Regions from separate parts of the Homo sapiens genome. Here region 1 is linked to region 2. The links are chromatin contacts, found by Hi-C or POLR2A ChIA-PET in ENCODE. All regions are on one chromosome and are shown on one strand. Each heading gives the region's core, a stretch centred on a gene start or an enhancer-like site at or near the end of the contact. The rest is flanking DNA. Distances are from core to core; before and after follow the strand shown. Region 1 overlaps SLC44A3-AS1 (SLC44A3 antisense RNA 1). Region 2 overlaps F3 (coagulation factor III, tissue factor).

Region 1 (3,643 bases), core at 111-2,610, 90 kb after region 2:
TATAGTAGTCACTTAACATATTGTAATTATGATGATGGTTTTTCCTACAGAAAGAATGGACACTTGAGAAAATAAAGGTTTTGTTGGGGAGGGGAAGAAGGAAGGGAGGAAAGATGAGCCTAAAGAAGTAAAAACATTTTTTCCAATTACAAATTTATTAACCCCTAAAATAATGTTATAGTTTCAGAGAAAATTAGAAGCATAGAAAAAAAAAAGCAAGATTGTGGTGACATATATGTAATTAACTGAACAAGCAGGAAGAATTCAAAAGCATTTGAATTGAGATCCTAGAATTCATAGCTGGTCTCCCTGCCCACCAAGAAGGCATGTTAATCTGGATTCTTTAGAGATAATAGAAATGTCTTAAATTCCTTTGGGTGCAGTAAAATGGCCCTAGCTTGCACTAGCCCCATTGAAAGGTAGAGATTAAATTGAAGATAACCAAGCACCTGTCATTCTTCCCACTGCCTTCTGGATCACTACAAAGAAATAAGGATTTGTCTTTTCAAAGAGCAGGAGAGCAGTAGCTCATGAGGCAGTGTTGATTGACGGTTCATGCTCGAAGAAAGGTATGAGTGCTGCACTCAATTTTAACTTAAAAAAAAATCTGAGACTTGTATTTCCTGTTAGAAAGCTCTGCAGAGGGGTGTGTCCAAGGATTCTGGAGAATTAATGACAGACATATGGGTAGCTTCTTAGCGACACAGGAGGAGATGAGATGCACGTATGCCGTGTGTTAGGGGGGTAATGGGTGCTTGGATTGAAACTCGTCTGCTGTTTGCTGAGCCCCACTCCTCCTTCAGAGTCGCTTTCAGGCCTCCATTTCTCCATGAAGCACTTTTAACACTGATCCACACTAAAAATAATGACAATAGCATATTAGTAACAATAGTAATTACCATTTATTCAATGCCTACCAGTTGCTAGGCACTATGCTAGGAGTTTAACATATAATATCTATTTCTTAACAATAATCCGATCCTAAAAACAATCCAACAAGCTTTATGCGTATTACCTCTGATTTTTATAACGAGTAAGATAAGTTTTATTATCCTTGCTTCACAGATGAGGAAATAGGCTTAGAGAGGTTGTAGTGTGCCCAAGTCCTCACAGCCTGTTGCAGACACAGCTGGCATTGGACACTTTCCTGAGGGCAAGGGTCTGGATGTGCACATCTTTTGTAGCCCTCATAGCACAGCCCTCAGTCCCTCTTGTTCTGCAAAAGGTCCTCAGCATATGTTATATGATTATGTGATTCTGTCAAAGGTGTTCAAATGAGAGTGACTCCATCTTGAATAGGGGCTGGGTAAAATAAGGCTGAGACCTACTGGGCTGCATTCCCAAGTGGTTAGGCATTAGGCATTCTTAGTCACAGAATGGGATAGGAGGTCGGCACAAGATACAGGTCACGAAGACCTTGCTGATTAAGCAGGATGTGGTAAGGAAGCTGGCCAAAATCTGCCAAAACCAAGATGGCAATGAAAGTGACCTCTGCTCATCTTCACTGCTCATTATACGCTGATTATAATACATTAGCATGCTAAAAGACACTCCCACCAGTGCCATGAAGTTTACAAATGACATGGCAACATCAGGAAGTTACCCTATTTGGTCTAAAAGGGAGAGGAACCCTCAGTTTCAAGAATTGCCCACCTCTTTCCCGGAAAACTCATGAATAATCCACACTTTGTTGCATATAATCAAGAAATAACTATAAGTATACTCAGTGGAGCAGCCCGTGCTGCTACTCTGCCTATGGAGTAGCCATTCTTTATTCCTTTACTTTTCTAATAAACTTGCTTTCACTTTGTGGAAATGCCCCGAATTCTTTCTTGCCCAAGGTCCAAGAGTCCTCTCTTGGGGTCTAAATTAGGATCCCTTTCTGGTAACACTTCAAATAAATATTTGCCATCTACATTTAGGGGTGGTACTATGGTGTGTGTACATCCTGGGGCTGGTATACAGGGAACCTGGATGTGGTCTCTGAGAGAGCTCGAGGCACCGGCATCCACTAGCCACGTGCTGCCAGCAGCTGGGCTGCCTGCCTCTCGCCATACTCATCCACATCCCAGAAAATGCCAGGATTTAGAGCCGGAGCTGACCACTCACACCATCTGGACCATCCCCATCTATAAATCTACACATATAGGGTCTTTTTTGAGTGAGACTCAGAGAGCGTGAGTCAACCAAGTTCATATAGCTAAAAGTGGCAGGGTTGGGACATGAATGCAGGTCACCTCCTAAACCTTCATCCCACCCTTTTCCATGATACAACAGCAAGGCAGGGCATGAGGGAATGTCAGAGCAGAAGATGGCCCTGGCTGAGCTGTCCATGGTGGCGGTCTTTCAGGGAACCCGCCCCGAAAATCACATAGGTTCTTTTCTGTTTTCCTAAGCATCTGCTGGCTTGAGAAATAAAGGGACAAAGTACAAAAGAGAGAAATTTTAAAGCTGGGCATCCACGGGGGACATCACACGTTGGTAGGATCCGTGATGCCACAAAACCAGCCAGTTTTTATTAGGGAAGTTTTTATTAGGGATTTTCAAAAGGGGAGGGAGTGTGCAAATAGGTGTGGGTGACAGACATCAAGTACTTAACAGGGTAATAGAATATCACAAGGCAAGTGGAGGCAGGGGGAGATCACAGGACCATAAGACTGAGGTGAAATTAAAATTGCTAATGAAGTTTCGGGCACCATTGTCATTGATAACATCTTATCAGGAGACAGGGTTTTGAGATCAACTGTTCTGACCAAAATTTATTAGGCGGGAATTTCCTCTTCCTAATAAGCCTGGGAGCGCTATGGGAGACTGGAGTCTATTTCACCTCTGCAGACTTGACATTAAGAGACAGGTACGCCCTGGGGGGGCCAGTTCAGAGACCTACCCCTAGGTGTGCATTCTCTTTCTCAGGGATGTTCCATGCTGAGAAAGAGAATTCAGTGATATTTCTCTCATTTGCTTTTGAAAGAAGAGAAATATGGCTCTGTTCTGCCCGGCTCACCGGTGGTCAGAGTTTAAGGTTATCTCTCTTATTCCCTGAACATTGCTGTTATCCTGTTCTTTTTTCAAGGTGCTCAGATTTCATATTGCACAAACACACATGCTGTACAATTTGTGCAGTTAATGCAATTATTACAGGGTCCTGAGGTGATACACATCCTCCTCGGCTGACAAGATTAAGAGATTAAAGTAAAGACAGGCATAGGAAATCACAGGGGTATTGACTGGGGAAGTGATAAGTCTCCATGAAATCTTTACAATTTATGTTTAGAGATTGCAGTAAAGACAGGCATAAGAAATTACAAAAGTATTAATTTGGGGAACTAATAAATGTCCATAAAATCTTCACAATCCATGTTCTTCTGTCATGGCTTCAGCTGGTCCCTCCATTTGGGGTCCCTGACTTCCCGCAACAGCGGTCAGTCTGGCCATTGGGCTGGGGTGGAGTGACATAGATCACATGCCTGTCAGTCATGCCCCACCCGGCACCACTATGCAACAGCCCCAGATGCACATGCAGGACAGGCAGGGGACCAGCCTGTGGAGAACATTTTGTCTGCCTAGAGTTAAGCCTTGTCAGTGATTGACAATGTGGACCAAGGGAGAAGGTCTATTTTCTGAAAGTTTCATTCTGCATGCT
Region 2 (3,539 bases), core at 416-2,915:
TAGAGAATGGGAGAACTAATGAGAACTAATTATCTTAGTTCAAGCACTAAGTTAATCCAATATTTAGAAGTTGGAAAGAAGATGGTGTCCAAGAGGGAATAGGAAGTTAAGGAGAAAATCCAGATGAGGGATTCCAGGGATCAAAGGAAACTTGTTTTTTATAAGGTAGAAAATAATACAGGATGTTTATCTTCTGCTAGGAATGATCAAATAATACGGGAGAGATTTATACGGCTGGAATGAGGGGATAATTTTAGGGGGCAGTGTCATTAAGTAATTGAAAAGGCATGAAAATGAAATGTTATTTTACACTATAAGTTCACATTCTAGGGACCTTCTCTTTGTGTTTATATTTGATGGTCAGCGCTTATACAACATGATAGGGTGCTTTTGACTGCAAGGAACAGAAAACCTGACTCAGCTCGCTTAAACAATTAGTCAGATAATGTCCAGTGAAAAGTCCATGGGTTGGGACTTTGAGCAAGGCTTGATCTAGCAGCTTGGTGCTGTCACCAAAGACTTCACTTCTTTTTTCTTTTTTTTTAAGCAGTCATCTATAACATGTCTCAAAGAGTGGTTACAAACACATGTGAAACAAATGTGAAATTCAAAGGTCTTGCCAAAGGAATGAAAAGCAAAGACTTCACTTTTTACAATTGCTCTGCACTGCTCTCCAATATGTCAGCTCCATGTAAAGCTGGCTCCCTTTGTGGTCTCAAGACTGCTGCCAGCAGCTCTTGTGGCTACGTCTCTTCACTATGTTCATCAAGAAAGAGCATCCTGCCATTCCCAGAAAAAAGCCTTGATATACACTCCTCTTAGTCTTGGTTAGGTCACATGCCTACCTCTAAACCAATTTTTGCAGCCATGAAGAAGGAATGTGCTGACTGGCAAAGCTGGAATCACCTAGATCACAGTCGAAAAGCAAGGGCTATGGGAAAGGAGAGCATAAGCATTCATTCTAAGTATCTGAACGAAAGTCGGAGGATGTCATAACAGTAATAAACCTTCCAAGCAACTATTGGAGGAAAATCACACAATTAAGTACACATGTCCTAGAACAGGTAAAAAGAGCATTTGGGAACGAGTTTATTCACCATTTGATGAATAGAGATAATTGTTTAAGGGGCAGTTCCTTAGATTATAAGCCATCAGCTGAAATTAAGCTAAAATGTCTTTGGATTTCATGAGTATTAGTTTCTTATATGTAAGCCAAATTCAGTTAATAATTTAAGATTGGAAAAATATCTTTAGAACGCATGAAAGGGCTGGGCATGGTGGCTCACGCCTATAATCTCAGCACTTTGGGAGGCCGAGGTGGGTGGATCACTTGAAGTCAGGAGTTTGCCAACATGGCAAAACCCTATCTCTACTAAAAATACAAAAATTAGCCAGGGATGGTGGCTCACACCTGTAATCCCAGCTACTCAGAAGGCTGAGGCACGAGAATCGCTTGAACCTGGGAGGCAGAGGTTGCAGTGAGCCGAGATCTCACCACTGCACTCCAGCCTGGAGACAAAGCCAGACTGTCTCACAAAACAAAACAAAGAATGCATGATAGTTTGGTTAACTAACAATTAGCTCTATGGGGTACATTACTGGTCAAGTAATGAAGTATAATTTGGTCCACTGGAGGGCAACAGTTTCTGGATTGCAGCCAACAGTCTTTGGTATGGTTTCTGCCCCAGTGTCAATCACAGTGCTGATTTTTAGTATCGGCTGTTAGGTCTCAGCAATTCAGAGGGATGTGGCAAAGTAGGGAGTGGTTAACATTTGCTGTGTGGAAGCTTTCTGATTATTGCAGTTCAGCCTCATTCCAGTCCATAATGAATCCCTTCCTTGTGATCAGCCAGATTCCTCATTAGTACCCAGACCTGTTTTCTATCTGCCAGTATTTTCCTTAGTGGAATAATTCAAATTCCTTAGATAATGAGGCCAAGAAATTACATAATGCTATAATTAATCCTGGCAGGGAAATATCTGGTTAGGCACCTTCTGCTGTAGCTTGTTCTGCCTCCTCATGTAATGCACTAAGCTCTTTGTCCCAGGTAGCCCCATGTGAGCAGGAATTTGAGATAAAGGTTGAAGCACCTTGAGGATGTGCCCCCATGCCAGTTTCTTTTTTGTTGACTCTGCTGCAAATACATCCCTTTTCTCTGTATAACAAAACACTACAACAGTGCAAGATTCAACCTCTCTAGCCTCTGTGTTGATGGCCAAAAAAAAGTAATAATAAACAAAACCAACCAAATAAACCAACCACTGGTCTGTTTTCCATAATTTCTCCAAAATGGCTATCATTTTTATGAGGACATCAAAGGTTTGTTTCAGGCATTCTTCCTTAGGATGTGGTGTTACATAAAACAGTTCATGTTTGGAATTTTATTGACATTGTTCAATTTCTTTGGTGCAAAGGAACAAAACGGACTTAAAATTTATTAACAGCTAGATAGTGAGCTGAGGCTGCTCATCTGAATGCTTGCTCAATTTCTTTGTGGAACCACTTCTGAGTAGGTGTGCCATCTGGATGTTTTTCCTAGATAACAGTGCCCCCTTCCACAGTGGGAAGCAAAAGCAGTCTTGTGGCCCAGTAGGTGCCAAGAACCTTTTTCATCTCTAGTTAGAATCCTCTTTTACTACAGTTGAGAGAATAAGGCTGTTTTGCATTTGAATGGAGAACTACATTCTAGAGATAATAAAGCCAACTCAACTCAGCCATGACTGACTGAGTCCACTGTGCAGTCACCCTCAAGAGCTGTAAACCATGAGCTAGGCCCAGTCCCTGCCCTCCAAGAGCTCTCAATCTAGCTTGCTTTTAATGGACTCTAGAGATCTCATTCCACTTATATCTCTCCCTATCCTATATTGTCCTTTTACCTAATTTTGTTTCAATACAATCATCCCAAGAATGTTTCTTTTTTTCTCATCTCCAATTAGTCAAACTACTGCCAATGGGAAGAAATCTCTCCAAGTCTGCAGTAGAGAGCATTATCTTTTCTCTTCCCTGTAAGACGACATCCCTGCCCCGTCATGTGCCTTGCAGTGACTCCAGTAGACAAAGTATTGTCAGGCTTGGTCACTTGCTTGGGACAGTAGCATGTGAACAGAAGTGACAATGGGCACCTACAGAGCAGAAGTGTAGGAGATGGGCTTAAAGCTTGAAGCTGTGGTTGCCGGTTTCTACCAGTTTTTTGTTTTTCCCTCTGCCCTGATCTAATTAGGGGCTTCTCCATTGGTTTGCATCCTAGAATGAGAAAACATTGAGAAGAAGTGCAGTCAGCCTACAGTCACCAAAATGTATTATAAGCGAAAAAGATACGTTGTTGTAAGCCACTGACAATTTTACAGTCATTTACTGTAGTAGAGCTAATACAAACACCAAATTGTACATAAATAATAAATGGAAGATAGAATAAGTACAACAGTAACAATTCCCAGTCACCTTTATTTAAAGTATATTAAATAAATTATCTCAATATATACAAATAGAACAATATTACCTACATAAATAGAAAATCCCCATATAGAAAACCTTTTTA

The links. A loop is a pair of places that touch in the nucleus more often than their neighbours do. ChIA-PET counts read pairs that join two places held with the same protein, here RNA polymerase II (POLR2A). Pooled maps may share reads with other maps.
Region 1: a loop to region 2 is called in a pooled map, with 4 times the contacts of the local background. The contact joins two enhancer-like sites. A Hi-C loop is called at or near these places in 7 of 168 maps with a recorded cell type or tissue (Calu3, PC-9, adrenal gland and 4 more) and 2 of 50 pooled maps. POLR2A ChIA-PET finds 5 or more read pairs at or near these places in 5 of 52 experiments (AG04450, Caco-2, MCF 10A and 2 more).

The regions. Positions count from the first base shown.
Region 1 is chr1:94,616,216-94,619,858 of GRCh38, forward strand. SLC44A3-AS1 (SLC44A3 antisense RNA 1) reads right to left here. Exons shown (of 6, transcript NR_160780.1): 6 at 137-856. The region is part of intron 1 of LOC105378861 (a long non-coding RNA gene); the gene reads left to right. Among named protein-coding and RNA genes, the nearest start is that of MIR12133, 74 kb to the left of the region's middle. Within about 2 kb of position 1,361, at least 3 of the 41 ENCODE cell types and tissues checked have a DNase peak (open chromatin) inside an H3K27ac peak, as active enhancers do; they include PC-9, where a contact is called at or near this core.
Region 2 is chr1:94,525,891-94,529,429 of GRCh38, forward strand. It overlaps F3 (coagulation factor III, tissue factor), which reads right to left. Exons shown (of 6, transcript NM_001993.5): 6 at 3,283-3,539. Among named protein-coding and RNA genes, the nearest start is that of F3, 14 kb to the right of the region's middle. Within about 2 kb of position 1,666, at least 3 of the 41 ENCODE cell types and tissues checked have a DNase peak (open chromatin) inside an H3K27ac peak, as active enhancers do; they include PC-9, where a contact is called at or near this core.